Linked DNA regions of Homo sapiens: region 2 is linked to region 1. A link is a loop called in an ENCODE intact Hi-C map of the cell type or tissue named here. Cell type or tissue: endothelial cell of umbilical vein. All regions are shown on one strand. Each heading gives the region's core, and the rest is flanking DNA. Links, peaks and the distances in the headings are about the cores only. Region 1 overlaps MAST4 (microtubule associated serine/threonine kinase family member 4). Region 2 overlaps MAST4 (microtubule associated serine/threonine kinase family member 4).

Region 1 (16,276 bases), core at 7,241-15,240:
GAGTCTTAAGAGGAGGGTGGTTAATAAATCAAGTCCCTTTGTGATTTTCCTCCCATATATTCTGGTTTCTATTCCTTAGTTCATGGCCTTGTGCCATGACTGGTAGAGTCAAGTTATTGCTTCTAATGAAAGTGAACTTTTGTTCAAGTCATGTTAGTTAAAGTGGATTCTATTAATGGGAAGAAAATAGAGGCATGTTCGAAAAGCCTGCATAACCAGTGTGATAATTTAATCTACCCGGAGTAAGTGTAACTGGTCTAGTCATAGGTTTAATAGGTCCCGTGTGTGTGTCTGTGTGTAGGTCACTGAAAAATCATTTCCCCATATCTTTGTTTTCTATTTATTCTAAATGATCATATTTCTTTATGTAGGATGCTTAGGATTCTGTGGAAAAGCTGATGGTATTTTTAAAAATAAATAGTATTAAAGAAGTGTTTCATGAATAAGTGAGAAAGAACCCTCCTGTTTTTATGGGTTTGTCCCTTCTTGTTAGTATATGGTGAGAGGGAAAAGTTATATCACAGAAGATGGAAGTCTCACCTAAGTAATCTTGTTCAGTAATGCTTACATGTTTATTCTGAGTTTGTGCAGAAGTTACTAAGTCTCATCAGAAAGAGGAGAATGTAGACTTCAAAATAGTTGATTTGGAAAATATTACAGAATGTTTGGACATAAAGTTTTTCAATTCACTGCTTCATGGGTTTTCTGCCTGTGGGAATAGTTTTTTGAATGAATGGAAGGAAAAGACCTAATTCCTGCAAGGATTTTTTGTGGAAAAGGAAATCAGAATTCTTTTCTAAATATATAACTTATGTTTTAAACAGATTGAATAAACCTTTAAGTATCTTGCATCAAACATAAAGTGCATTTAATTTAGCAAAGCTATTTTAATTATATATTTAATAAATTACTTAAAGGGTCAGTAGAAATTAAACATTTATAACAAATCATAGTTTAAAATAAGTTAGGGAAGTTGCATAAATAGATTTGCTACAAATTTTGCAAATTTGCTTTTTCCACAAAGGCAGGGACTGACATTTTTATTTATTTATTTATTATTTTTATAAAAGATGGTGTCTCCTCATATTGCCCAGGCTGGTCTTAACCTCCCCAGTAGCAGGATTGCAGGTGTAAACCACTGCCCCCGGCTGGTGTCATTTTTAAAAGTTAAGCTTTGTGCCTATACTGCCTAGCACACAGTAGATGCTTATTGAATGAGTATGTGAAAGAACAAGAATCAGGTATCAGACACTCTTTGCCTAGACTATTTATCCATATTTTGGTGATTTAATATCATGATTAGTGTGTATACTGGTTATCTATGGAGTTGTGACCAATGACTCCAAAACATATCTGCTTCAAACAACAAATATTTACCATGTCATAGTTTTTGTGAATCAGGAATCCAGATGCAGCTTAGCTGGGTGATCTGGCACCAGGTCTGTTACAAGGCTAATATCAAGGTATCGGCTGGGGCTGCAGCTACTTCAAGGCTGGACTGGGGCACCACCTGCTTTCCAAGCCCACTTAGATCCTTGTCATGTTCTTCTGCTCATAGGACGGCTCATAGCATGACAACTCACTTCCATCAGACGGAGCATGGGAGAGGGCAAGAGAGGGCAGTCCCTCCTTCTTCTTGGAAGGAGAAGTTACAGTCTTGTAACCTAATCTGGGAAGTGACACCTCCTCACTTCCGTTGTATTCTAGTCCTTAGAAGTGAACCACTAAATCCCATACTCAAGGACAGACTAAAAAAAGGTATGAAGGCCAGGAGCCAAGGATGATTGGAAACCATTGTAAATGCTGCCCTATCAGTTAGAAGAGGAAAAAGATGTGAGCTGGGAGCATCTCCACAAGCAGAAGCAGTCACCCTTTCCTCAGTGCTCTGGTATATTTTGTACCCGCCTTGACATTACCCATTGTCACATTTTATGACAAGTGTGTGCGAATTCTGCCTTGCTAGATTTGTGAGTTCCTTGACAACAGAGACTTCATCCTGTTTATTTTTGTGTCTGTGTTCACATGCTGTTTGACACTCAAGTATTTAGAAAGTAGTAGTACTATGGTTTGGATCTGTGGCCCTACCAAATCTCACGTTGAAATGTAATCCCCAGCGTTGGAGGTGGGCCCTGGTGGGAGATGTTGGATTGTGGGGTGGGATCCCTCATGAATGGCCTAGAGCCATCCCCTTGGTGATGAGTGAGCTTTTGTGGGATCTGATGGTTAAAAGTGTGTGGCATCTTCCCCACCTGCCTCTCTCTTGCTCCCGCTATTGCCATGTGAGACTCCTGCTCCTCCTTCACCTTCCGCTATGATTAAAAGCTCCCTGAGGCTTCCCCAGAAGCTGAGCAGATGCCAGCACCAACCTCTTTTCTTTATAAATTACCCAGTCTTAGATACTTCTTTATAGCAATGGAAGAATGGCCCAATGCAAGTAGAATCCACGATTAAGAAAAATACATTTAGAGCTGGACTAGGTGGTGTTTGCTCGCTTCATTTGTGTTCTCTTGAGAACAGAGCTGGAGATGAGAATTTGAAGGCAAGTAGCTTCGGGATGTTGTCAAGAAGCAGGAATGAGGGAGGAGAGATAAGGAAGCAATGCCAGTGTAAGGGTGCTGTGATGGGCAACGGGAATGTCATTTGACTGACACCTCCTGAGACACACTGAAAGAAACACTCTGGAATTGGCTACCTGAAGGACTCTTATTGGAAACCAGAACATGTATGCACCACCAGCTCCTGTGCTCATTGGTTGATGGTTGTTCTCCCAGGGGAATGGACTTTGTTTCACTTCTGGGCCTTAGTAGGCTTACATGGTTTTGGAGAATGCCTGGGGCAGAAGAAGAAAAGTGTGTCTGTTTGAGATGGGATACTTGGCCAGGCCTGGTGGCTCATGCCTGTAATCCCAGCACTTTGGGAGGCTGAGTTGGGAGGATCACTTGATCCCAGGAGTTTGAGACCAGTCTGGGCAACATAGCAAGACCCTATCTCTAGAAAAAAATATTAAAAATTAGCCAGGTGTGGTGGTGTGCGCCTGTGGTCCCACTTAGGAGGCTCAGGTGGGAGGACTGCTTGAGCTCAGGAGTCTGAGGCTGCAGTGAGCCATGATTGCACCACTGCACTCCAGCCTGGGTGACAGAGCAAGGCCCTGTTTCAAAAACCAAAACAAAAGAGAGAGAGATAGGACACTCTTTGCATGAGGTTAGTCTGAGCTTGCACTGAGTCCCCACTGTGGCTAAGGCTGATGTCAAAGGGTGCAGGGAGAACCTGCAGGGTGCGATGCAGGCCTCCCTGACTCCCGATTGTGTGGTGTAGGTGTCAGCTGCACTTGCAGACAGAGCACTAAGGCCTGATCCCAGGTAGGACCTTGATGGTTTGGATGGGAAAATGTGGGAGATCAGAGACATGGTTAGCTTTCACCTGGAACTTAAATGGAGAAATCCTTTTGTATAGTAGTTACTGGAAGTTTTAAGTTGATTTATTTACTGTTTCCACTTGAACAGAAAGAAAAGTGAGATATTGGTCTCAGTTTTGAAGAGTTATTAATTGCCCTCACATGTGCCAGTCAATGTCAGTGCTGTCTGGAGGAAAAGATTAGAAGTTCCTGTGTGTTGCCTTTATCAGGAAGACACATACTGACTGATTGCCTTCCTGATTTTAAATCTGATTTTGCTTATATCTGATTTTGAGTCAAATACTGTGCATTTGCACAAAGACAGCCCTTATGCCCATATTACTGTAGGAAGATCTTTGGATTGTGCTTTTTATTAAATTAGACTGTCCTCTTGTTTTAAATATTGACCTGGACAAGAATTATGGTGATATGGCTATATGTCCAGCTGTTAAATGCAGTCTTTAAAATAATTTGAAAAGGTTGTGAAATGCTGAATAACATAGAGAATGATATAACAAACACCTCTCTATCTGACATCTAAAATTAAAGTTTACATTTTGTCATTTTTCTTCAGAGAGTACTCTTTATAAAAGCAATTGGATATTATAAAAAGAAGAAAACTTAAAACATAAAGGAAATGTAACAGGACCGAAAACCCCTCCTCAGTCTTTTGTTCCCTTCTCTGCCCTCCCTCCCAGAAGCAAACACTGTCATAGATTTGATATGCACATTTCTAGTTTGTGTTTTTATTCTGTCATGTACGTTTTGGAACTTTTTTTCCCCACTCAGAATAGATTTTTAGATATCTACATTGATTCATACAGGTTTAGTTCATTCATTTTAAGTGCTGGTTACTATTTCATCTCATGAATATACCACAGTTTATCCTTTCCCCTAACAATAAACATGTTAGGTGTGTCTAGTTTGGGTTTTTGTTTTCACTGTTACAAACGATACTTCAGTGGACATCCATGTGTGGATTGCTTGCTGTCTGTAGGTGAGTATGATTGTAGGATCTATGCCAAGAAGCAGAATTGCTGGGTTCTATAGTATACACATTTTTAACCTTAATGGATATTGCAGTAAACTTGTCAGAGTTCTGAATCATTGTACACTTCTACCAGCAGATCTGTTTTCTTTTATACCAACATTTTGAGACTTTTTGATTTGCACTATTCTGATGGGTGTGAAGTGATGACTTTGTTGTTTTACTTTAGTTTTTACTAAATTACACCAAAGAGGTTGTGTATCTTTTTATATGTTTAGTGGTCATTTTGGGTTTCATCTATTCTAAGTTGTTGGGTCATATATTTTGTCCACTAATTTTATTATTTCCCTTTTGCTATTAATGTATCTGTTTTAGATATTAGAAATATCTTATTTCAGTCTGCTGTTTTCTTTAAAATTTACTTATGGTGTCGTTTGTCAAGTAGAGGACCGAATTTTAATGCAGTTCAATTTTTCAGTCCTTTTTTATGAATTTTACTTTCTCTACCTATTTAAGAAATATTTTCCTATTTATAGGTCATAAAATATCTTTTTTTCTAAATTTATTTTTTCATTTTTTTATTTTTTTGAGATGGAGTCTCACTGTCTCACCCAGGCTGGAGTGCAGTGGTGCAGTCTCAGCTCACTGCAACCTCCTCCTCCTGGGTTCAACTGATTCTTCTACTTCAGCCTCCTAAGTAGCTGGGACTGCAGGTGCATGCCACCACGCCTGGCTAATTTTTATATTTTTTACATATTGTAAATACTTTTGTATTTTGTACTCTTAGTAGAGACAGATTTTACCATCTCTACTAAAGATGGTTGGCCAGGCTGGTCTCAAACTCCTGGGCTCAAGTGATCCTCCCGCCTCAGCCTCCCAGAGTGCTGGGATTACAGGTGTGAGCTACCACACCCAGCTTTTTTTTTCTAAAATTTTAAAGTTGTGTTTTGACATTGCTTTTAATTCATCTGATTTTTGAGTATGGTGTGAGGTATGGATCAAATTTATTTTTCCAGGCAGAGAGTGAATCTGTGGTGTATCATTTACTTAGTGTGTCTTTTTTTCTTGTTTGTTTCACCACCTCCAGTTTATACTACATTCACATTGGTGTTAGGGTCTGTTTTTCAGTTCTCTACTTGCCCCAGTCTATTTATTCATGAGTGAATCCCACATGATTTAACAACTGCAGTTTTGTAATCAATCTTGACTTTTGTAGGGCACGTCTCTTATTTTTGTTCTTCTTTTATTTAGAATTGATTTAGATATTTTTGGCTATTTATGCTTTTAAGTAAATTTTTAAAATTGTTTAATTTCACCAAAACATATCTACTTATAATTTTGGTTAGAATTACAGTGGCTCTTGAAATTAATTTGGGGAGTATTTGAGCCTTTCCTTCTATGTATATGGTATATGTTTCTGTTAATTCTGTATTCATTTGTGCCTATTAAGCTGTTTTACACTTTTCACTATATAGATGTTGTTCATCCTTTGATAGATGTATCTCTAGATACCTTATGATTTTTATTGCTATTGTGAATTATATCATTTTTCCTTCAGTGTTTTCTAGTTGGTTATTACTAGTATATATAAATACTATTTATTTTTGTATATTGATCTTGTATCTAAAATCTCTGAGCTCTTTTAATCAAAAATAATATGTATATTAATAGAATCTCATGATGTTTTAGTAGAGACATTCTATCAACTGCAAATAGAATAGCTTTCTAGTTATTTGCTTCTTAATTTTTCTTCTATTGCATTAGTGAGGACTTTTAGTATCTTGATAAATCACAGCAATATAACGCTTCTTATTTTGTTGTGCAGCATGAGAATTAAATACTGCCTCTTTTTCTTGTCTCTAATCTTCCTTTCTGTGATCTGTTAGACATACATTAAGATTTCTTATTCTGTCCTCTCTGTTGGTAATTACCATTCTACCTTTTTGGTATTTAGACATTCCTTAATACTATACTACATGTAAGTATTAAAATACTGGAGTTTTTGTTGGTGTTGGTATTTTAATTTAAGACACAGGTCAGTGTCTTCATTGACCCTTGGTTCTCTCTCCAATCCTACCACCCCTGTCCTTTCTTGCCTCCCCATTACCTTAAACCTGTTACCTTTCCCATAAACCCCCAGGACTGTCAATTCATTGACATCTTTAGACTGTGTAACAGATTAAGGGGCATCTGTATTTTACCACCTATTTTTTATCAAATTCAAAGGTAATTAGAAAGCAGTGATACTGAGGAATGAATTAAATGTTCTGGTTTTGAGGAAGCTGGGTGAAGGCTTGTCATTGAGTGCAATATCACATGAGATGAGTGATTTAAATACAAGAGGAAGAATAACTTAATGAAGACAGCACGGTCCATGAGCATCTCACATCCTCAGAGTGTGTGATAGCAGTGATGGCAGAAGAGAGTGCCGTGCTGCCTAAGGGCCCATCATCCTAAAAGTTAGGCAGGCATGCCTGAGACTGTAGGTCATATTGTTTATGGCTCTTTTAGAATTGAACTTTTAATAGAGCAATAGACTTTGGTTTAAGTAGTTACTTGGAAGTCCCCAAAACATCTCAGCATACTTGAGGTCACTGAACTTAAAAAGTCAAACTGATAACTCAGTGCCACCTTAAATAAATGATTTGATATATTTTATTAATCAGTTATGACTAAGGAGAGGCTCTTTGGGGTGGTAGTGAGGAGCACAGACCCTGGCCAAATTAGATTTGAATTCCAGCTCCACTTATCAGCTCTGTGACCTCAGACACATTTTTAAACCTTTTATACCTTTATTTTCTCATCTGTAAAATGGGCATAAAAATAGCATTTCCTGGGGCTGTTATAAACATTACAGTAGTTGATACATGTAATACACAACAGAGTGTAACACATAGGAACTGCTATATGTAACTGCTAACTATTTAAAAAATCACAGATCCACAAGGGTATCTGCTCTTTTAGAGAGCAAATTATTGCCTTGCAATTTTATTGAGGCAATAAAAAATGCTATCCTGGCATTTTATTTTTGCCCATAACAGAGGTTCACAATTATGAGAAGTGGTGCTTATAGCTATAGGTCATGGAATACTCCTTATTCCTTTGGGAATGCTTCAGGATTAAGAATTAAGGAGTTGAAGACAGAAATCTTACAATGTTTCTTTAACTATCTTTCAGCTGCATAAGATTAGCACATTTTTCTTGGCAAAGATCACCTTTTTCGTTTTTTTTTTCTGGAGTATTTTTCGTCAGCAGCCTTTCTTGTTTTTCCTTCCAAACACTTCCTGTGCTTCTATCTTTCTGTCATCTGCCCTTATTCTATTCCCCATGCCTCAGCACTTCCCTCCCACCTCTTCCCAGCCGCGAACTTAAAAAAACAAAACCAAAAAAAAAAAAAAAACAAACAAACCAAGTTTGTTCATTGATTGTTTAGCATGCTTCCTTCCTACTTTGCATGCCACTAGGCGCCTGGGACAATCAGAGTGGAAGTATGCTGACAGCATGGGAAAGGCGCTGTGCATGGCGGAAGCACTTTCATGATGGAGTTGGGATCCCTGGCTGGTGGGCAACAAAATGCAGCACCTGAGTCTGGTGCTCGGAAGGCCAGCTATGGGGCCATCTGCTCCTAGTCTGGAGTTACTGCTCAGTTATTTTCAAAGAGGTTTGCTCAGGATTTGCCTTATAATTGGGTCACAGTAACTGGAGGCACCTATTACATCCTTCTGCTACATGTGATTTATTTCGGTGAAGATGGGGGATCCGAGGTATCAGTGGTCCCACAAAGTCTGGAGCTCATGGGGACCTGAAGCCCCTATCTGGGCTCTAGTGCTTTCATTCAAAAATGTAAAAAATGCTTAAAATCCCTGTGAAATCAATTATGAGGAGTTTGTAACTGGAAGTGAATTGGGTCAGTGTTAAAGGTGATACAAATCAGCAGGTGCTGAGAGCCTTCTTTGTGCCACTAATAACCAACATTTATGAAGTGTTTACTCATGCCACGGATGTGCTGAATATGGCATAGGCATATCTGACAGCCCTATGGAGGTAGCTGTTATTATCCCCATTTTACAGATGGGGAAGCTGAGGCTCTGCTAGGCATGTAGAGCCAGAATACAAACATCTGTGGGTCATTTAGACCTTTTTCACTATGATAGAGAGTGCCTTCCACACATGCTATGTGAGCCCCACAGGGCAAAGCCTAGCAGTGGAACCACTGTGGGGAGCCAAAATGCTGTGTTTTACATTCTCCTGGTAAAAGTAGGTGTTAAAGAGTACAGAATGACATTATGGCAGTGTGACCTAAACATGAATGAGGATGATTTCGTTTGCATTTGTTTGAAATATGCAGAGTTCATGTCTTCTGAGCCTCAGGGCTTTTATTAATAAGAGGGAGGGATAAGATGACCTTTTATCCATATACCCCACCCTAGAATTTATAGTGATTACACCCCGGTAGAAGATGTGATTATTGTTGTGTTATAGATTAACACTGTTCTATTAGGTGTTCAGTGTTGTAATGATGATTGGTGTGTATGTGGGCTCTTCATCTGTTTCACATAGGAACCTGTGTGGTAAGAAACTGCCAGATGAGAGAGAGTTCAGATAAATGCTATCCTACCCCAATCCGCAAAGCCAGGCTGCTTCTCCTTTCCTGCGACCCTGGCCATTCTGTTCATGCCTGCTAGCACAAATGAAACAAGTCAAAACAGGTTTGAGGAGTGTAGCACATCCCCTGCTTAATTTAAACACCAATCAAGTCTAATTATCAGAGCCATATTACTAGTTGGCAATAATTTGCTTTGGGTACAACTTAGAGCTATGTTGAAAATTTTATTCTGCCTTCAGAAAATTGGTTTACCTTTAGATTTCCCCGCCAAATTTCCCAGTGGAAAATTGGTTCTCTTAATTTAGGTATCTTGTAATTTCACTCATTAAAAAATGTGTGCCATGTGATATCATTAGATTTTTTTCTAAACTGAAGGGACATAAGTGGGCTGACATATGTGCTGCAGTATAATTGTGCTGTGTTTTTGGAGCTTCAGTCAGTAATTACAGCCATAAACTTATTGTCTATGGTAAAATATGTTAACTGGTATTTGACATAAAATTCATTAATTTGAATCGATATGTAATGTTTTAAAATGCTCTAACAAACGATCATTGACCGATGGATATAATATAGTCTAAGACCCACACATTTCTCTATGAACAGCAGTCAAGGTAAATGTTTTCTAAATAGTTTGTCAATGCCATGATTTCCAAAACACACATATTATGAAGGCTACCAGAAATTTGAACTATGACATGAGCCCAATAATTGAATTTACTCGTCTATAAAACAGAGTGTCTTGGATATTTTTGATCTTTGTCAAATTGAACTAGCTTTCAGGCAGGGTCTTGGAATTTCAGACTTCAAATCTCCATGCCTAATTACAGATTCGGAAGCTGATGTCCAGGAAGGCTGAGTGACCTGGCCCTGTATGTACCACCAGTTTGTGGCCAGGAGGAGAATTGTGTCAGTTTCTCTTCCTGCTATCCCTCAGAGAACTCCCTTCTCCATGGAATCTGAGTGGATTCTGTACAGAATGGCTTTTCTACTTTCCTAATGTTGAATAACTTTAAAAGGTAAATTGAAGTATAACAGGGTTGGGAAGTAAATTTGAATTCAAAGTAAGAATTGCATCAGGAATCCAATCCCAGGTTTTTCTTTTGAGTTGAGACTGCAGACCTACAAAAATTACAGTAATGTGAAACCTTGACAAAAGAAAAATCCCAGTGATTAGATATGTGGGCTTCACAGATAATATCTAGTTCACCCCTTCAGCATTTCTGGGAAGTGAGAGCCAGAGGAGAAAAACTACTGTACAGCTTCCCCGCTCAAATTGTTTGCCTCTTGTCCCATCAGACACATAGGCACGTCCACAGTGTTTGTTTCTAAAACAGAAAAATTTTGAAGGTGAAAACCACTTGCTCTTTAAAAAACTGGGACTGGGCAGAGAAGGAATAAGGAAAGGAGTCACTGTGGTTGCAGCTGCCTTTGGCCCAGTGATTGTGCAGGTGCCTTCCGGCTTCGGTCTGACCTCCAGATCCCTTTGCACCTTTCCCCATGTCTCCCTCCTCCTTGTTTCCCTCTCTCTCCTCCCACCCCTACCTCTTTCCCTTTTTCTTTTCCTCTCCCCATTTCTCATGCTTTCTTTTCTTCCCTCTGCACCCTTTCTTCTTCTTCCTTTTTCCTTCTCCCACCTCCTCAGCTGCCACACGTCAGGCCTCTGGTGTCTGGTTGGGTTCAGCCCCATGGGGAGATCCTGGCAGGAGACAGGAGACAAGAAGGAGGGAGAATAGAGAATGTGATCGAAATCATTGCTCCCTGGCTCCCTGCTGGTGGCTTTAGCACTGGATGGCTGAATGCTTTACTGAAAAAAGAAGGGCACCTGTCAGGTGACCTCTTCTCTTTTAGGTTCTGGAAGCAGCTTCCTCCCTTTCCTCTTCTGGCCTAGGGGTGGAAAAAGAGCCCTACTCCTTTGTAAGTAATCCCTTAATCAAATTCTTCTCAAGCCACCCAGTGTGAGAGTTCAATGTGTGTTTTGCAGGAATCCTGACTGAAACACTGTGTGTGGTTGAGCTGATGATGGGTAACTATGCATCCCACACACACATATACACTTACTTCATTGATTGGTTTAATAAATATTTATTGAACACCTACTAAGTGCCAGGTAGAAAACAAATGAGACAAAGTTCCTGGCTTTATGGAGCTTACAGAAAGACAAACATACATATACAGTATTATGTCCAGTAATAATAAATGTTATAATGTAAAGATGGGGAAAAGGAGTGATGGGAGCATCCCTCTTTTAGAGGAGGGGACATTTGAACATTCCTGAATGAAGCATGGGCATTCTTTGCAAAATACTTAAGGGAATGTTTTCCAGTGAAGGGAATCCCAGAGATCCTGTGTTGAGAACATTCTGGGAGAGGTTTGGGAACAGCGCAAAGACCAGTGTGGCTGCAGTGAAGTAAGAGCCGGGAGCGGGCGAGCCATAGGAATCCAGACAGGCCGCCAGGCTGGACCCAGAGAGTAGAGGGAAGGGCAGGGGAGGTATGGGAGGAAAGTGACATGGTTTGTCTTATGAGGGCATCTTTGCATATTACGGCATCTTCCCTTGGTAGAATACAGAGAGCAAAAGTAACGGAAGAGAGATATGAGGCTATTGCTGAAGTCTGGATGACTCAGATGGTGTTATGGGTTGAATTATGTCCCCCCCCGAAAATACATGGAAGTCCTAACCCCCAATACTGCGGATGGGATGAAGACACAAGGAGAAGACCGCCATCTAGAGGCCAAAATTAGGCTTGGAACAGTTCCTTCCCTCAGCCAGCAGAAGAACCAACCCTGCCAACATCTTCATGTTAGACTTCTGGCCTCCAGAGCTGTGAGACAGTTTCTGTTGTTGAAGCTACCCAGTTTATGATACTGTGTTACAGCAGCCTTAGCAAACTGACACAGATGGCTTAGATGAGGTTGAGGACACTGGAAGTAAGAAAGGGTTGAATTTGTAATATATTATGAAGTTAAAACCGGTAGGATTTGCCGAGGCATTAGACATGGGGCAGTGCTAGTTGTTTGGCCCATGAAAGAGAGAACAGGAGAGAAAAACTGAGATCAAGGGTGAGACAGTAATGTTGACTCCTGAGTCATTAGAGCCACTGGGTAGATGGTGGTGTTCTTTGCTGGAGATGACAAACACTGGGGAAGGTGGATTTGGTGGGCAAAAGTCAAGAATTGTCAAGGGACGTGTGAAATTTGCAGTCCCTGTTTGACATCTCAGATAGTTGGAAATGTCAAGGAGATGTGACAGAGTCATACATGCCAGCTATGGTGACCATCACACTCTACCACTGCTGCCTCTGAAACTATAAAGCTTGGACCACTCATTTCCACTGAGAGCCATGCTTTAGAATTGGTTTTTCAGAGGTAGGGTGGGCACCACTGGTTGCATGCAGGATTACACTAGTCAGTACACAAATAGTTTTAATTTAGCATTTAATATTTTTAAATATGTATAAGGAAAAATGCATATTACAAAGACATGTTTTCAAGATGTTATTACATAGGCCATCATTAAAATGGAAGTATTTAAGTTTTTTTAAAAAGTCATCTATTTAAATAAAACTATTAAGAAAATATCACATGTAGTATATGTAATAGTACTTGTGCTACATGGATATGGAAAAAATTAATAAATGACTGAAAGTTTAGGACACAACCTAAAGCATTTATAATGAGCTCCCTAGCCCTGTCTCATCACAGTCTAAAAACCACTTTCTTAGGGCTGTTTTTAATTACAAGTCACATCATCAATTCAGTAAGTAAAGATCAGCATTTGTTTGAAAAATCTGGAAATAGGCCAGGTGCGGTGGCTCACGCCTGTAATCCCAGCACTTTGGGAGGCTGAGGTGGGCGGATCAGTTGAGGTCAGGAGTTCAAGACCAGCCTGGCCAACATGGTGAAATCCCATCTTTACCAAAAATACGAAAATTAACTGGGCGTGGTGGTGCATGCCTGTAATCCCAGCTACTTGGGAGACTGAGGCAGGAGAATCGCTTGAACCCTGGGGGTGGAGGTTGCAGTGAGCCTAGATCGCACCACCACACTCCAGCCTGGGTGACAGAGTGAATCTCCATCTCAAAAAAAAAAAAAAAAAATCAGGAAATAGAGTACGTTGCTGGTAGTTGCTGCGAAAAGTATTGGCAAGTATTATTTCATGATGTAAAATATGAACATTAGGGTGAAAAAAGTTAGCTGCCGTCGTAGGGTCTGCATTTCAGCGATGGGGAGATCCCATTTTGGTGACTCACTTCTCAAGCTAATTTGAAAAGTCTGCGTTTAACTGGACTTTTCTGGAGATGAGAGAAAATGATCTCTTCTCCTTACAAGGTTATTAATAATAGAAGTTTCATAAATTGTGATTAGTTCTGTGGGTTTTTAGAAGCCTATGATGTCATAATTGAAAATGTGCTCTACTTCTAAACGGCACATTTCTTTGATGTTCATTTGGGTTTCTGATCCCTATTTTGATAGGCTTGATAATGGTTAAATCTCCCTGTCTTACAGATTCTATCAATTGACTTATTTTCATGGAATATTTTTGACTTTGTATAATCCTGTATGGCTTTACTTACGTTCAGGGATCTCTTTAATAGTGCCTATTTGTAATGGCTTTGTTACATTTAAATGTAGTGTTTAGTAAGAGGTTTGGTTGGGGGTGAGATATAAACTATCTCAGAGGTGAGTAGATAAGTTTATTCTTCTCTGAAAATGCATGTGATTCTTTTCAGAATTAAAACTCTTTTTTATGTTGTTGCTTTTGTTTTTTCTTTTGAGCCCGGGTCTCGCCCCATCATCCAGGCTGGAGTGCGGTGCGTGATCACGGCTCACTGCAGCCTTGAACTCCTGGGCCCAAGTGATCCTCCTGCCTCAGCCTCTCGAGTAGCCAGGACCATAGGCGTGGGCTACCACGGCAGGCTTTTTTGTTTGTTTGTTTGTTTGTTTGTTTTTTAAGTAGGTCTCCTCATATTGCCCAGGCTGGTCTCAAACTCCTGAGTTGAAGGGATCCCCCAACTTCAGCCTTCCAAAGTGCTAGGGTTACAAGCGTGAGCCACTATGCCCAGCTAATTAAAACTCTTTTGAATGGACTTTTAAGAAGCAGGCTGGGAGGCCCTCAAATATATGCTCCGATATATGATTTTCTGGTTTTCTAGGCTAGAAATGCCTAATGACAGATTTTTTTTAATGGAACTAATGCTAAAATTATAGATATACTTAGTTTTAAATTTTCCTTGTGCCTCTCCTTTTGATATACAATAACTTATACCTGATTTAAAGAATTAGGCTTTTATAAATCGTCTGATGTTAGCAACTAAATTCACTGGGCACCCATTATTTCACGCCTGATACATTGTTTTCCATAGAGCATTCTTGTAAATATGTTTACATGATGCAAATTAAGCTAAAGTACTAAGCTATCAGATCTGTAATGTTAGGGGAACAATAATTTATTTAAAAAGTATGATCTGTAGTGTTAAGGGATATTTATAATTTCTAAAATGACTTAATAAGAGAAGGCTTGGTGAAAGCATTTAGCATAGAGATGAAATATGTCTCATTAAGTTTCTTCATTATGCACATGTCAACTCTTCTTTTGTTAGTCTCTAAGAGTTTATTTACATAACTGAGAGTTGCTTCTTTTATTAATGATAGTTATCCCAGCAAAATGATTTTGGTTGGGTTCACATGAGCAATAGAATGTGCTTCCTTTTTCACAAAACTAATGGTGAGGAATCCACCTCTTCCTCAGCCAGCTCCCCTTGCAGTGAAGAGCCCTATTTGCATATGTAAATAAGCCATTCAGTTTAGAGCCCTGTGGGGCTTGCCCAGATCTAATTTGTTATTTTGCTGATGTTGATGGCATTAACCAGGAGGTGAGTGATACCAGGAGACTGATATCTCAGTCTGGAATGACAGTGCCAGAGTCTGAAGGCTGTCATTTAGAAAAAGAGAAACGCATTCTTAGAACTTAGAATTTGGGAAAATGAAGTCACAAATTTTGCCTTTAGTGTTGAGTGACATAATTTAATGTTTTCCTGAACACAGAAAGCTATGTGAACAAACCTGTTATATAGGATCATCAGTTCCCTGTGATACCACTTATGAGAGCCCTGGTTGCTTTTTCAAAAATGCATAAAGTATTACATGATTGAACTGATAATAGCTGTACTTAAGTGACTAAGCTCAAAGGTTTAGAGTTTGTACCTTTCTTGGATGTGTCATAGGATCTGGTAGGTAGCAAGACTGGGAATAGGGAAAGAAAAATATTTTCAGGTAGGATCTCCCTATAGTGAAGAAGCAGGCATGTTCAGCTTCTGAGGAATTAAATTCTTCTCAAAGGTTCCCCTCTTGGTTCTAGCTATGTGCACCTTTCCACAAAGTCTCAGTGTCACCAAACTAACATATATATATGTGTGTATATGTGTATATATATGTATATACATATATATGTGTATATACGTATATGTATATATATACGCAAATAACCATCACAAACTTTTTTTTTTTTTTTTAGCAATAGGATACCAAGTGACTAGTTCATTGAAAATTAAGGTTAGTTTAAGGTATCAGTCACATGGAGAAAAACTTGTGGTGAGCTGTTTACAGTTCCTTTATTTTCACTCCATATGCAATTTATTAAATGACTTTAATCCTCCAGGCTCTTCCTTGTTTCTATGAAGATGTATTACTGGAATTTCTGTGTAAATACATTGATTATTTCATAGCCCTATTTGTTCATTACAAGCAGACTATTGTTACAGATTTATTGTACTTGAAAATAAATTACATAAAATGGACACCAGGTTTCAAAAACCTAACCCTTAAAGGATGTGCTTGCCCTCTTTAAATTAGTCTCCCACCTACTGGGAGTTTAAGATTCAGATCCTGGGTTTAATATCAACATCTGCCCCCTGCCGAGTTCATGGTACAATTAGCTAATTAAAAAATAAAATAACATTTTCACCTTGGAGTCAGAAGAAGAGCAATAAACCACAGGCCCAGGATTTAGTTAATTTGCACATTGACTGTAACTGTGTATTTAATGCTGAGATTAATTTTTTTCCCGATGAGTAGGAGCCTGGCACTGTGCTTTAGAACTCTTAAATCAGTTGTAATCATTCCATAGGGAAGGTTAGTAAGGGCGGTTCTTCACATAGATTAATGAGGATAATTATTTATTTACATTTGATAACTTCTTTTAGGGGGAAAAAAGGTTTAAAATCACCTTCTGATAAACCATTAAGTTGAAAGGAGCACTTTCACATCAAACTAAATAAATAATCCA
Region 2 (16,276 bases), core at 4,814-12,813, 49 kb before region 1:
ACCCTTGGATTCCTTACCCTGTCAGAGCAGGGAGAGGCTTGGGCAGGATTGAATGGTCCTCACTTGTCTGGCATTTTAAACAAATCTGCATCTGATATGAAGTTAACTAGATGCAGCTGAAGTTGCTGATGGCAACAGTTTTCACTAAAGTCGGAAGCTTCTAACCTGTCCCACAGGCTGTGGAATGTCACACACTTGCATCTAAATTATGGGCATCATCTGTGCCCCGTCTGTGCTGAAAGCTCTTCATTAAGAGGGAAAGACTGGGAATCCTACACCAGGGCAAATAAAATCATGTTGTTGATCAGGTAGAACTTAATTTAGCTTCCTCTCTCAGGATCATAGACCCACTTGATCAGTTGGGAAATGTAGGATTAGATAACTTCTGCATTCTTTATTGAATATTTTCTATCATAAGTTGAAAAATTCCTAGACAATTTTTAAAAATGTTCTTAAACTGGAGAAAAATCATGCATAATATACAACCATTCTTAACATCTTTAAGCATACATTTTCTTTTTGTGCATCCTAGTAACATGTGATAGAAAATGTGTACTTTTTTATTACATCTCCTGTTTTCCCCAAGATGCCAGTCTTGGGCTCAATTTCATATCTCCTTGGTTTTCTTGCCTGTGTGATTCTAATTTCTTCCTTTGGCTTTCTCTCTAACCCCATTTTCCTTTCCTGTGGTTCATAATCTGGCAGTGGAACTCTGAGGGCTTCAATGTGGTAGCAGGTACTAACCCTTTGTCCTGGGTACCATGTCTCACATCACTCTTATCTACATTAAATTTTTAAAAAGCTTTTAATTTTTGTGGGTACATAATAGGTGCATATAGTCATGGGTACATGAGATGTTTTGATACAGACATGCAATGTGTAATAATCACATCATGGAGAAAGAGTATCCATCCCCTCAAGCATTTATCCTTCATGTTAAAAATCCAATTACACTCTTTTAGTTACTTAAAAATGTACAATTGGCCGGGTGCGGTGGCTCACGCCTGTAATCCCAGCACTTTGGGAGGCCGAGGCGGGTGGATCATGAGGTCAGGAGATCGAGACCATCCTGGCTAACAAGGTGAAACCCCGTCTCTACTAAAAATACAAAAAATTAGCCGGGCGCGGTGGCGGGCGCCTTTAGTCCCAGCTACTCGGGAGGCTGAGGCAGGAGAATGGCGTGAACCCGGGAAGCGGAGCTTGCAGTGAGCTGAGATTGCGCCACTGCAGTCCGCAGTCCGGCCTGGGCGACAGAGCGAGACTCCGTCTCAAAAAAAAAAAAAAATGTACAATTAAATTATTACGGACTGTAGTCACCCTGTTGTGCTTTCATATAGTAGGTCTTATTCATTCTTTCTATTTTTATGTGTATCCATTAACTGTTCCCACATTTGATCTCTTCCCACTCATTCCTCTAATTCTCTGTGCCCCACTTTCCCTGCATAGAGGAATTTGCATTCTCATACTCATGGGAACCGTAGGGCTAAAGGCATCCTGTCTGTTGGGCATTTCCTCCTCGCCCTCTCCCTAAACTGGATGAGGACCTGGTTCCAGAAAGAATGGGTCCCTCAGGCAGCTGCTTCCCTAAGACTGTGCCGTCTTCCACTTCCACTCCCATCAGTGCTTTTGTGTTGGCTGCATTGATATCAAAGCCGATATTCCTGGATATCTCTAGATGGCAGCATCCACCTCCCTCTGCCTTGAGGCTATGATGGAAAAGAACAGTTGACTCACTCCAAGGATAATGTTTACTGTGCCACCCTGGTCTTCACTGCACATGTTTTTCCTTGCCCTTTCTTCTATTACTACATGTGTTTGAAACTCTGCAGACAGTCTTGAGGTGGAATGTCCAATGCACTCTTTTCCCAGCTTCCGTGTCACAGTCTTCAGCTCGCCAAGTGGGAGACATGAATCTAATCATTCTGTCGTGTTCAGTCCAGCGGAATTTTGTGGGAAGAGCATTGCTTTACACCGCAGCCTGAGGTTGTTAGGTAGTTTTTTACAGGACTGCTCAGGGGGACTCGTGGATAGTGCTGCTGTCTCATGAAGGAGGTGAAGTGTTAAATGGCAGGTCCCATTCTTGTAGGCATGCCCTGTGCAGGCTGGGCAGCCCCTCTGGCTTGCGAAGCTCTGTTCTGGTTTTCTAAACAACTCAGTTTAACATTCATGTCAAATAGCCCCTATTAACTAAATTAGGTTTTTTTTTGGTTCAGAATACTTTATATTTAAAGATAATGCAGAGGTCAAATCAAGCAAGAAGAATGTTCTGTTTTTAAAAGTAGTATTGTGTGCGAATTTTAGGCTAATTATACTTTTTGTTAACCTACCTGTTCTCCCATGAAACTTTGGACTCCTTGAAGCCCAGCCAGTGTCGTGTCTCTGTGTCCTCTCCCATTGCCAGATCAGGGCCAGGGCACAAGAGAGTGCTTCAGAAACATCACTTGCGTTCACAGCATCCTTTTGCCCTGCATTTGGTAGTGCCTGATCCCGTAGCCCAGACATTTATCTCAGAATATTTAAACACACATTTTCTCTGCCTTACCTTCTGTGTTCTGGTGGAATCGTGTTCAGGTGATTTAAACAAAATCTGGAGCAGCTCAGGAGGCACCTGTGTTCTACTGGAGGCGGTGCATGTGTCCCAGACCAGCCTTTTCCCTGCCTTCGTGGAAATTAAACCCACGCAATAGAGATGAGCCAGACTCTGAATTGTAAGAAGCATTTTTGTATAGCACTTCACTGGGAGCTGAAGAGGTATTTCTTTTCTGAGGGTACTTAAAAAATGAGACCTAGAATTTCTCCTTGGATCAGAGGGATCATTCCTAACTGTTGATTACACTGTGGCTGCCTGTCAGCAGGTATACATCTCCTGCATTCTACATTTTTCTTTCTTGATGCCTTTCTCTACATAGTTTGAAACAGAACTTCCCCTCAGCCACCAAAATGTGGTGTTCAGACAGTTGGCTTTGGACTCAGAGGGAAAGGCGTATGAATTCATCTGGGAGAAAACTTAAGTGGAGCTGTTCCTTAAGGCATTTCTACAGTGATCACTAATTAGAAATGTTCTTGCCACATGTCACTTTTCTAATCAACTAGAGGAGCCTTAATGGTCACCCATGTCACCATTACAAATTCAGAACTGTATAGTTGTGATTGGCAGTTGATCAACAACAACTTGTAGTGTCCTCATTTGGGGGATAATCTTCCTGGGAGGAAGAGGTTCAGTCATCCTGTTGTCGTGTTCCTTCCTTCATCGCTGCTGATTTGCATTTTCACAGTAGCTTTTTAAATACAGGGATATATGAGAAAGGAAAAGGTAGCCCACAGGGTTGTTATTCCATTGACATTTTTATAAGAAGTGATATGTATACAATATTAGAAAATCCCAAGAATACAGAAAGGTATAAAATAAAAAAATGATTCCTTTATCTCTCTCTTCTCCCTGTGAATAATTATTGCTATTTGTTTCTTGTTCCAGAAAAAAACTACGTACAATTAAAATATATGACTTTTTGTTTGTTTTCTGAGACAGAGTCTTGCTCTGTCGCCAGGCTGGAGTGCAGTGGTGCAATATCGACTCACTGCAACCTCCAACTCCCTGGTTCAAGTGATTGTCCTGCCTCAGCTTCCCGAGTAGCTGGGATTACAGGCACGCACCACCACACCCAGGTAATTTTTGTATTTTTAGTAGAGATGGGGTATACACAGTTTGAGACTTGCTTTTGAACTTATTCTGAAGATCTCTTATGGTAGTACTTACAACTTTCCTGTGTCCTTTTTAATAGTGGCAGAGTATGTCATTGCACAGATACACCATTGTATAAATTGTCTGACCAGTCCCTGGGGGGTGGACTCTCAACAGTTTTAAAGCCTGTGAGTTCTGTGACGTCCGGTGTGAGAATGCTTGGCACACCATTACTTTTAGGTGTAAGGGGATTCGTAGTTGGTGAGGTAAGTCTTCTCCTGGTGTTTAGTCAGGATGCCTTAGAGTGTGTTGTGTTGTATTAAATGATGGATGGTGTAACAAATACCCTTGAAGTTCTCACTGGCTTAACATAAAGAGTTAGTTTCTTCCTTACCTACGGGCCATTTTTGCAGGCCCATGCTCCGTCCCACGCGGTCACTCAGGCTGATAGACGTTCTGCTATCTTTATGTCACTTCCAAGGTCCCCCTGGGTGTTGACACCCTGATTGGGATATGGGAGAAGGAGTGCATGGGAAGTGTTCATGGGCCAGATCTTGAAGAGTGGCACACATCTACCCATATTCCATTGTCTGGAACTCAGTCTGGTGACCACACCTACTGCAAGGAAGGCTGGGAAATTTATTCTAGCTGTGTCCTCAGATGAACAAGTAAGTAGCCAGTTAATATGGCCAAAAGCATGAATAGGAGTGCCACCAAAGCATCTGTTGCCCTGAGAAGTGGTGTGTCTGGGCTGCCTGCCTTCTTCTCCAGTGTAGCCAGCATTGGGCCTACTGACAACAGTTCTGGAAGGGCTGCTACCCACTCCTCTCTGCAATTCTTTCTGCCTTCCCTGCACCATCATAGGCTTTACTGACTGTCATAGGGTATTGGCCATATGTAGAGATTTTGATCCATACTTGTGGCTGAACTTGAGCAGAGAGGGGAGGTAGCAAAGTGAGATGGGAAAGTGTCTGCTGAGTCTCCAGAGGACTTCCCTGTGAAAGCAGAAGTTATGATAATGCTGCTATCACTTTGCAGAATGACCACATCCTTTCCCTCTATTCTTCTAAGTGGGGACTGTTTGCAGGAAAAACATCACTAGGGGCTTTTCAGGCAATGGCTTTCGGGAATAGAGCAGGGCCAGGCACGCACAGGAACCGGGCAGAGACTTGGAGGATCTGCCAGGCAGAAGTGGCTCATGTTGGCCTCTCCTGTGCGGCCACCTGGGCTCCCTCACAGTTGGCCTCTGAGCACTGCAGAGAGAGATGTCAGTAACGCTCTGCTGCCTCTCAGCTCTGCTGCTGAGGAATCCTAGGCTGGCTGTGGCCAGGAATAAACGGCTTATGGCCACATGTAGCTTGATTGTTTGCAAATTAGTGAAGGTAATATATTACTCTGCAACAGCACTCTGCTTTTTGTTTTTAATGACACCATTTTTGGGTAGGAGGGAAAAATAAAAAGCAGCCTATATTCATGAAAAAAATACCTAAAGGACAGACTCATCTAAACACGTTAGAACTTTAACTGAGAAAATGATCCAGGAAAGGTTGGGAAATAGGTTCTTGGTCTCTCTACCCAGCCCCCTTCTTTGCCACTTTTCTTTGTTTTTATTCAAATAAATTGGATGCATTTCCGAGCTGGGGAAAGCCTCGGAGTATTTCTGATGTCTTGATAGAACATATAATACATTCTGGGTAGGTTAACATCTGTTATCTTAAGCTTTTTAGTAGTCAGTCATGTCAAGAAAGTCTAATCTGGTGAACATCTTGATTTAGCCATCTGTTGGGTCCTAGTGCACTCACATGTAAAGGGAGCAAATGGGCAATGAAAATGAGTTTGACCTGTTACTCTCAAACGATGAAGGCATTGCACACTCTAAATAATGGTACCTGTCAGGTTTTTGGATGCTTTCCTCAGAAAAGAGAAAAGATATTTAAAAGATAGTTGCAAATGCAGTAGGGGTGGGTAGAGAACCTGGTGACTTTAGGAATCAATACTGGAATTGTGTACCTAGGCTGTAATTTATCAAAACATCTCCAAGTATTTTACAGGGGAGTACGTGAGTGCCCTAATTTTACAAATGAAGCAGTTGATGGCTGTAAACTGCTTCTTAGCCATGGTCTAGGGCTGTGTTTGGGTCGGGAGGGAGAGAACCGCAAACAACATGATGCAAGGCTGGCGCGGGCTAGTTGGATAATGGTGAAATCTTATGCATTAGAAGGCTATCGATAAGTCTCATTACCACACAGCCATTGGGTACAGAGCTGACCGCTGAGCCACACCAGACCAGGAAGTATGCCAAGGAAACAATCAATAGAAGATATATTACTGAAAATTAATATTCTGCTGCTGAATTATTTTTATCGATTTAGGGATTGTGAAAATGGCCTTAGATAGTTTTATGAACAAAAAGCCTTTGTATTTCTTGAGTAGAAGACCAAAATAACAGAGGAAATCCCATCGCTAACACAAAACCTTGAAACATGGCCCAGGAAACAGAACACTTATCGTCTGTCCTCAGGAGAGCCCCTGCCTATGTTCACTTAGAGAGGTGGGTTATCTTGCAGAGCCACACGGGTACAGCTTCATTGCCATGGTCAAATCTTGGCTCCGATAGAACCTGTGTTGAGGAAATAATCAGAAGAAACATTAATAGCGTAATCTACAAAGCGGAAAAATAGAAATGCTTGCATCGTGTGAAGTGGGTCAGACGGTTGAATTAGGGAGTTGTAGGGCTGAGGGTGAATGTGTGGATTTTGCACATTTGGTAGTAAAAGGCTGTGGTTTGCTTAGATGGACAGCTCTTCTGCATTGCCCTTGGTACGTAGTAATGCTGTGTGCTGCGGGGCGCTGTCAGTGGGTTTTGGGAGCTGGTGCTCTTGACAATGTGTTGTTACCTGCTCCTGCTCCCTTCCGTTCACATCTTCCCTATTCTCTCCTTTTCCTTCTGAAGTCACCACCTCTCTTGCAGTTTAGAAGTGTATTATTTATGGGAAATAAAAAGTTAGTGCTGATAAGAAGCAGCATCACTGGGGCTCAGTTTGCGCATCATTAAAATGGAGCATTTGAAACACATGGTTTCCAGCTCCGAAGTGGAATGTTTCTAGGATTCAGCTAAGACTGACCATTCTTATGGAAGCATTTCCTGGAAAGTGTTAATGAGAATGCTGTTGCATTCCAAGAGCTTTGAGGAAATCTAATTCCTGACAAAAAATATTCTTAGGAAATCTTGCTCAATATATAGTTATTAACTTTTTATCACTTTGTGGGGAGCTTTTCATCTCAAGACTTTTCTATTAAATTGAAAAAATTGTGTTTGGGATGCATTTTCACAAAATATGTATCGCAATTATAGAGGAATGTTCACATTTGCTGATTCTGGGTATAAGCATGTTTATTCTTCCAACTTTACTGGAGGTTTGAAAAATTTTAAACTAAAATATTGGAGAGTAAAACCAGACAAGTGTATTTTTCCCTCCTTCAAGGAAACTAAGACAAATGAAAGGAAACAGTTTATTAACTGAGTTTTCCACAGTCATACAAGAGTGTAGTGGAAGAACCAGAAAGAGATTCCAGCTGTTCAGTTGCCTTTCTTGTACTTTTCGGCCATCTCTGCTCCCTTAGGAAAGGCAGATGCAGGAGAATTTCCTCCAGGTGCAGCTTCTGAACAGAATATCTCTGAGTCTTGCAACATTGCCATGTATTTTTACTTATAAATTATCCAAATGGGAAAAGCAGAAGATTGGTACTTAAGTGTCAGTTTTATAAAACTGCTAATTACATGGCATTGAGTAGATATTTCACCTAATGAGAAGAAATAGGTGGTTTAACTCTGAACCTGGAATTTTTATTTCTGACAGCTTGAAACAGAAAAATGAGTCCATGGGAAGTAGTAGTTAGTTGTGAAAGAAGGAATGTTAGATGCAAATCTAGTAGTTTGATGGGGAGACAAAATAAGAATTGCATGCTGCACTCTTACATTGCTTTCAGAATTGTTTTGTTGGAAGGTTACTGGGAACATGAGATAGTGTGATAAGGTCTTTAATTATCCTACTTGTCTGTCATCTCTGGAAAGTCAGGAGAGAGGAGTTGAACACTTTCTGCTTCACCTGATCCGGGGGACCTGATCCGGGGGACCTGTGTGGGTTAAGAGGAGGATGGGCCTCCAGGGGCCACTTCTCAGGAGCAGACAGTGCTGTTCTGTTCCTTCTCTCTCCCCTGGGACCTTAGGGAAGGAGATATTTTTCAGTTTTGTGATGTTACCTGGCCTAGTAACAAATTATGAAATCAGAATAACCTGTTTATGATCAACATGTACTTCAAACATTTGGAAAAATAAAGAATTGCTCACTGTGCCTCCTCAGTGCTAGGGAGCTCTTGGATGCTGGGTCATCAACGTGGGAGGGAGGTGATCACTTTCATTATGGCCTCGGGCAAGCATTTTCCTGTTGTGGGGCTTTTTTTACCTTTGGCTACCTCCCTTGCGCCTAATCAAGTATGAGGAGCAGCCACAGATATGTAAAAGAGGCCAGCAGTCCCTTCTGGCTCATTCAGAGCATCACCTTCTAGAGCACCTTTGATGGGACAGGCTCCGCATTTCTCATTAGATGATCCTCTGAAATATATTTCTTCTGATCTTCATCTCCAGAGACAAGGTGAAATGCACTGATGAAGGTGGTAGTTTGTCCACTAGGTGGCACATCAGCAAATCTCCTTTGCAAGGGATGGAGGTAAAAATACTGGGGATTTTTAAAAAGATGTATCTGTCAAGCATGTGAGATAAAGGTATGCCCTACGTGCAAGGTGATTTGCTAAGTCAACTGGGGGAAGAAAACATTCTAATTCTCTCATTGTAACAAAATTGCCAGGAAGAACTTTTTAAATGCTAATAGACTTGTTGAAATTAAAAAGCTTTATGATGCATCCTAGAGATTTTTTTTTTCCCCACAAAAGTTGGGCTGCAGATCACTGCTGCAAGTAAGAGAATGCTGTTAATCTTGCTAGCATTCTGAGTATATAAAATAACGTATGGAAGATGTTTAGACATCCTAGGTTTATATATTTGAATTATGTTCTGAAAATGGTGCATACTTGAGCTAGAGGGATTCCTACCAGTAACTTTTTAAAAAATTAGTGGAACATGTTAGGTATAACTTACATTTGAAGGAATAGACTTCATGTTGCTAGAATGCATTATCAGTAATTCTTATTGCATGCACAACTAAACATAGCTAAATGAATAACTCCATGCTGAGCACATATTAGTTATGATTTTTATACCAAAATGTTTAAAAATACTTCTTTAGAAGCATATAAAGGAAGCGACATTTCTATTTCTTAATCCAAGTATCCCTTCTGAAAACTGAGCAGTAAAATTAGTAACATATTCCCCCCTTATCTGAGGCTTGACTTTCTGTGGTTTAAATGGGTGAATACAGTACAGTATTTTGACAGATTACATTCACATGACTTTTATTACAGCATAGTTATAATTGTGCTATTTTATTCTTGTTAATCTCTTACTGTACCTAATTTATAAACTTTATCATACGTATGTATATATTTTAATAGAAAAAAAACAGTATATATGGGGCTTGGTACTATCTGTGGTTTCGGGCATTCACCAGGCATCCTGGAACTTATCCCTGGAGTGTAAGGGGAGACTGCTTTCCTTGTATTTCAGAAGACAAATAACGTTTTTAAAAAATTCTTCTTTCTGGTAAAGCATTCAGATTTTATTTTATTTTTCCCCCTAAAGAAACTGGTATTATTTATGATGGCTTAGGGTATTGCTTTACAAATAAGAATCAGATTTAATTTATTAGGTTTGTCTGTAGGTAAAACAGGATACATACATCCTTTTGAATCCAGTTTTCTTTAGAGGACAGTTGAAGTGTACAATTAACAGGCTCCTCACAAACGTCCTTACCTGCTGTCCCAGAGGAGAGTGGTGACAGGTTTTCAGGGTTGTCAGGTAAAGTATGGAATCATCACCAGGGTTCAGGTGGCATTAGAGAAACCTCAAGGAGGAAAAGGAGGAGGAACCTGTTAGCTTTTAATAATTGAGTCATGTAATGTCTTCAGTAAAGCCAGGATAGACAGGACTTATCCAGTTCACTGAACTTCAATTTTAGAGGAAGATTGAGGAAAAGTGCCCTGCCATTCCATGCAAATGCTAGTCTTTGGTGAAAAGAGATTAAAAATATTATCTTATGGCATGCTTGTCTAACCCGCAGCCCAGGACAGCTTTGAATGCAGCCTAACACAAATTTGTAAACTTTCTTGAAACATTATGAGATTTTTTTTTGTGATTCTTTTTTTTTTAAGCTCATCAGCTATTGTTAGTGTTCATGTATTTTTTGTGTGGTCCAAGACAATTCTTCTTCCGATGTGGCTTAGGGAAGCCAAAAGACTGGGCACCCCTGTTCACGGCCACAGGAATCAGTGCTTCCTTTCCCTCTGTTTCTAATCAATCACCTCTCTCATCCCCTCACCTTTCCTCAAGTTTTATAATCATTTATGATAAATATTACAGGAACATAGTAGGAAAGTCTTTTAGGTATTTGAGCTGTTTTATGTAAGAGTGTAGTAAGCAGAAGGAAATTATACTCTGCGAACCTGGAAAGAGAAAGGGACAGAATTTGTGGGGTCTGGTTTTGTAGATCTGTACAGGTATCAAAGTCCAGGATGGTTTGAGGTTGGAGAGAATGGCTGCCTTTAGGAGCCAGGCCCACTGTACCCCGGCTGCCATCACACTGCATTTTCAGCTCCATTACCCATGTTTGCCTTTGCACATGCGGCTCTCTGGGCTTGGCATTCTTCCCCCAGCTCCCCATCCATCCTCTACCCCACTTAGAATTTCTGCTTCCATTAGACTTGGGATTTCTAAACTTGTCTGCACTTTGGGATCACCTGGGGTGACTTCAGAAACTACTTACTTCCAGAGATTGTGATTTAATTGGCCTGTTTGTGGCCTTAGTTTTTTTGAAATTTATAAAAGACCCTCCAGTGATTCTAATGTGCAGATAAATTTGAGAACTACTGTTTTGGACTCTGTTCACCTCGTCTCTCAAACCTACCCTTACCCTCTACCCACCCTTCTGAGTTATTCCCTTCCTCGGTGCTTCTGCCCCACCAGCACCTGGAGTATCTTGTCCTGGGTCTCCACTTATCTCCTTGTATTTTATTTGTTTATCCATGTGTCTTGCGACCCCATGACTGCATTCTGGTGGGACTGAGCCTTTTTCCTCTGTCTATTCTTAACATCCATCATAATGCCTGATTCATAGTAGATATTTAGTGATTGGCTTTTGAATCAAGGGGATAAAACAAAATAGTAATACAATGATTTAAACAAATCGATTCATGTACTTCTGACTCAGGGCATTTTTATTGCCCAGGTAGATAGTTCTCCTTTACTTGAAAAACCATTGACTCCCTAATCTCCTGTCATTGCTTAAAGCAATGATAAGTATATAAAATTAAAGAAGAATATGTTCTGTTGTGTGGTATTAGCTTGAGTCACAAAAGCCAGCTTTAGATAAGGGGACAAAGAGGGCTAAGCCTATGTTCAATAAAGCTCAAGGAAGTGAGAGTAAAGTGCTGTCAATTTCTAACAAAATAATTCCCCATTGCCTTACTTAAAGAATATTAATTTATCTAATTGATGATAATCTGGTCAATTTATTATAGCATTAAAAATGCAAATCAGTTAATATACCAAAATATTCATTGTCGTGCCTGAGAATTTTTAAATTTTATTTTATTTTATTAGGTGATAATGGGAGGCATAATTGTGAATGTTTGATTCTGGCAAAATACAATTAGTTTCTGTGAAACACATTGTGCATTAATGATATCATTAAGATTAATGAATATAAATGAATGAGCTGGGGATTTCAAACAGAACAGAGGGACTTTATATCAGTGTATAAAACTTGAGATAGATTGTCTTGATTTTTAAGGATAATGTGCTAGAGCCCCTATTAAATTCTTATATAAGCTAGAGAGAAAATAAATCCAAGAAGTTAAATCAACTTCCAGAAGGATCAAACTTCTTAAACGTCTACTGTCATTTTTTGGAAGAGTGCTGTAAATGGATTTTGGTAAAAGAAAGCCATCCTTAAATTTTACTTTAAGAGCTATTTTAAAGACAACATTTAATAGTAGTTTCCAGGTCCTGTATACATAAGAGTGCATGTACATTTTGGTTATAAATCATTGCTCATTTAAATTAGATATGACTTTAGGGTGTTCTTGTATCTTCCAGATGTTCTACCATAGACATCTATTACTTTTATAATTTTAAAATGTTATTAAGAAAACTAGGCATACGTTTGCTTTTCTTGAACTAAGAGACGGAGAAAGGCAAAAGAGAGAGCAGCTGCTCATCAGAGTCTTAGGGAAGAGCCATGGACTCAATGTATACCTTGACCCCAAGAATCACATGGTATTTTGAGTATTGATGCTTGACTCTGTGGTTTTGTAGTATAAAGAGAAATTTTGCCACTAAAAATAAAAAAAAAAACAGAACAGATTTCACTATGGTCTGTGCCCTTGTAGTTTAAACATTGTAATTTCCACATCCTCTTGCTCAACTAGATAAATACAAATACTGTGTCCTCAGGTGATACTTAATGTGACTTCTTCCTATGTATATCTCCTTGGTCTGATCTTCACTTAATGCTTCTGTTTCTCCCACTATATGCATATGTATGTGTGGGTACGTGCACATTTGGTTTTTTATTTGTTTGTGTGTCTATCTGAAAGTTCTGCAGGGCAGCGCTTGCCCTTGGATTGCTGCTGCAGTGGTGATGAGAAGGATGAGGAAAGTGCAGGAAAAAGGGGAGGTGTTCAGGAACATGGCGGCCACCTGGGCCCTTCGTTCTGGCATACAAAGCCTGAATTCTCTTGTTAGCTCTGCCTTTTTTACTATTTTCATGACCTTGGGCTCTTCTTGGAACCTCATTGTCTCACTTTCCTCATTGGTAAATTGGACCGGTCTCTTTTCTTTCTACTTCTCAAGAAACTGATGAGGATTAATGAGATAGAATCTGGAGCCCGTTTTGTGTTAAAAAGAGTTAAGGGATGCTAGAAGACGGAGTTAATGTCATAGAGAAGGGGAACACACATTGCTTACCGTGTGATGTGATAGAGTCTCAGGGAGCACTTCTCTTTCAACTGTTAACTGTTAACTAGTTGGCAGGTGGCAGCCTCATTTCTATTTGTGTCTGAAGTGGATGACATGTTAGTGCAGGATGATAGGAAGTCAAACCAAATGCAGGGACTGGTGGAATGACGAGCAAGATTCATGGGGGAACATCTAGCCTTCTGCATTGCTACCTGAAAGAAACTTAGCTATTTAAAAAAAATAATTTATATATACCTCTCAAACCTATTTGGCTGCTCAATATTGGTGAAAGTCACCAGAAGTGCTTGGCTATGTGTGTGTAATGCAAACAAGATCAGAGTGAAGCTTGTGGTCAAAATCTCAGAATTCATTTAACGTAATGCCTCTAGGTAGACTAAGGCTGAAGACATGATCTTAAACTTAGGGTTTAAAATAGTCAGCTTGCACAGGCGCTTCAGATCTGTGTTGTAATGCCTGTCAATATAAAGACACAGGTGTAAGAAAGAATGCTTGATTAATTCACATGAGGGATTCCATACTAATTTTAGTTAACATGTATGTCTTTGGTCAATCATATTTTAAATTCCAGGGTGACCAGCTTGGTTTTTCTCCTTAGAAAATTTTCCAGAGTTTTTTCCATTTTGTGTTTACATTTTTTGTTTTTTTGGGGGGGAAGTTTGGCTAGGCAACAGTGCATTTAACCTAGAACTTAGCTTCTCCTCACTGTGGGATTTTTTTTTTTTTTTTCCAACAGGGTCTCACTCTGTCCCCAAGGCTGGAGTGCACTGGTGCAATCTCAGCTCACTGCTGCTTAGATCTCCCAGGCTCAATTGATCCTCCCACCTCAGCCTCCCAAGTAGCTGGGACTACAGGCACACAGCACCATACCCAGCTAATTTTTGTGGGGTTTTTTCTTTTAATTTTTTTTTTTTTTTTGTAGAGATGGGGTTTCAAACTTCTTAAACATTACAAACTATGTTGCCCAGGCCTGTCTCGAACTCCTGGGCTAAAGCAATCCACCTGCCTCAGCCCCTCAAAGTGCTGGGATTATAGGTGTGCATCACTGCACTCAGCCACTATGGGATTTTTAAATACATGTATAGCCTGAATGTGCTTTTCTAATCTCTGATGTAGTAGCTATACTTGGAATATAGAGTACAAAATTAAAAAAATAATAATTTTCCTTGATCTTTTATCTCTAGGTATATCTTTTCACTTTAGGGATAATTGTAGGAATCTGTGTTTCAGAAGCTCATAAAATACTTAGATGATGCCAGTAGTATTATCTTCAGTAAATATACATGTTAACATATGAGTTTCTAAAGCTTTTCAATTGATAGGTATCATACAATGACAATACTGCCAACATCACTTCACTCATCTATTCTCTTCTTAATCTATGTATTAATATGACATATGGGACTTTGCTAAATATTAGTTCATGGTCCCAGCGTTAGCTGTGCATCATTTAGACATGAAGGGACATAATTGAAAAAATATATATTGGAGCTATTTCCAATTGTCAGATCTTCATAAACACTCTCATATGAAAAAAATGAAGTTCTATTACCCAGTTTTATTAGAAATGCTATATTTTGTTGGATTCGTGTGTTTGCAAAGTAGAGAATATTTTCCTGCTGTGATTGATGTTAGGGCATTTATGAGGATAGTCTGCTATATTTCATATGTATATAAGGGTGTCATTGTTAAAATGTTCAAAAGAAAATTATGTATGTGATTTATATTTTATTATTTCCTCCTAGGATGTAATTTTTTCAATACCATGATTCCTGTCATATTGTCAGTAGTGATTTGATGGCTAATATGCCAGAAATAATAAGAGAAAAAAAAAGATGATGCAAACGTCAAGGCAATATAGCTTTCTTGTGAAAAGCCTTAAGCAAAATCATGCATGTTACGTTGTAGAAATCACCAATCGCATACATTTAAGAAGTCTTCAGGATTGCAAGTGGGAAGGAAAACTGAACACAGGAAACATGGGATGCGGCATATTTCATAGGCATATGCTTGCTACTGATCCCACCTGCAATTTTTGCTAAATGAAATGTGTTTTAGAAAATGCTACTCTGGATAAATTCAGACTTTGGTGTATTATCAGTGGGAAGGTGTTAGACCCTCTCTTTTATTTGGAGTGGGAAAAATTCCTACTTTCCCTGGAAGGCAGACTGCCGCTTGTTTTAGTCTTTCTGACAGGTTTAAAGTCTGTTTTATTTGGTGAGAAAAAGACATATACAGTACATGTCTGCTGTTTCTTTACCTTTGTTAACTTTAGAGGTTAGAACTTTATTTTAAAATTTCAAATGACTATTTTAAAATATAGGGAAAGAAAATCTGTGGTTTTGGTATTTGTTCCTGAGTGTAATATCTCCTGGTACTTTAAATATTGTGGAACCTGTTTCCAGGTGTCATTTTACTTTTGAGTTTTGATGACACTGGTAATTAATATCTGGTTCATTTGTATGTTACTTTAATGAATAGTAAATATTCCTAAAGAGTAGCCATTAATAACAGCAGGCGGTAGTATTGTAATATTATGGCATTAATTTTATATGGTAATAAAGATTCATGTCAACCTCAGTTAAGGATTTAACCTGTTCTCAGAGTGAACATTAATGCTGTAGTGTGTGTTTTAGGCATGTGAGGCTCAGCTCATCACTGGTTTCTGAGCTTTGCTGTCTGACTTGGGTGTTGAGGAGGGGCTGCTGGGAAACCTCGGTGCCCTCCTCAGCCTTGAGCATGTTCAGGGCAGGATCCTTGAAGCCAGGAAGGTAGCTGAGCAGCTGTGTGAAGCAGATGCTTGGTGAGATGGTAATGGCCTGGAGGAAGATGGGGAGGGTTGGGAGACAGGACTGTGGGTTCAGTAGGGAGGGACCAGGTGTCCCCAGTGAGGGGCATGGGCTGCCCTTACCTTGAGGGCAGTGAGACCAGTTTCTCAATTTCCCAGAAGGTTGCCTCTTCTTCACTTCCCCAGCTTCCTGATGATAAGCCCATAATATTTTCATTTTACAAATGAGAAACCAGAGCTCAAGGAAGTTCAGGGACTTGCCCGGCCTGCCGAGTTTCTCTTTGGCAAAGCCTGCATGGGGACTGGCTCTCAGCACCTGGTACTTCTAAGTACACTGGGGAGGCATGGCTTCCAGGAAATCAAGGCAGATGTCAGAGTTGGGGTTTTTCCTCCTTTCTTCCCAGAACTGCTCAGAACAGAGTGAGCAGCCTTGCCCTGAGTCATTTCACCTAAAAGGAAAGAGAATTAAGGAGTTGCCTTCAATGGTAAGTTCCAGAAAAAGCATCAGACTAGAAAATGAAGAGCTGCCAGAACCCCCGCAAGTTAGCAGGGATGTGTATTATGCCTGGCATGGCAATGGAAAGGGTGCTCTTGGTTTTGTGGAATCCACTTGATTGTAAATAAATGTGTTATATTTAGGACTGTATAATTTTGAAGT

The links. Peaks named below come from ENCODE experiments on the same cell type or tissue, not always from the same donor. Only the 100,000 strongest peaks of a DNase experiment are listed, where the experiment ranks them.
Region 2: it touches region 1 in a loop (16-fold over the local background); 52 of 110 quality-filtered maps call a loop at or near these places.

Annotation. Positions count from the first base shown.
Region 1 is chr5:66,853,005-66,869,280 of GRCh38, forward strand. The region is part of intron 3 of MAST4 (microtubule associated serine/threonine kinase family member 4); the gene reads left to right. Among named protein-coding and RNA genes, the nearest start is that of MAST4-AS1, 140 kb to the right of the region's middle. RefSeq lists a silencer at 7,637-7,931. In endothelial cell of umbilical vein, for the core only: a CTCF peak has its summit at 11,749 (motif pointing left); DNase peaks (open chromatin) are centred at 7,727 and 11,607; H3K27ac peaks cover 1,700 bases.
Region 2 is chr5:66,806,233-66,822,508 of GRCh38, forward strand. All of the region lies in intron 3 of MAST4 (microtubule associated serine/threonine kinase family member 4), which reads left to right. Among named protein-coding and RNA genes, the nearest start is that of MAST4-AS1, 190 kb to the right of the region's middle. In endothelial cell of umbilical vein, for the core only: a CTCF peak has its summit at 8,369 (motif pointing right); a DNase peak (open chromatin) is centred at 8,379; H3K27me3 peaks cover 183 bases.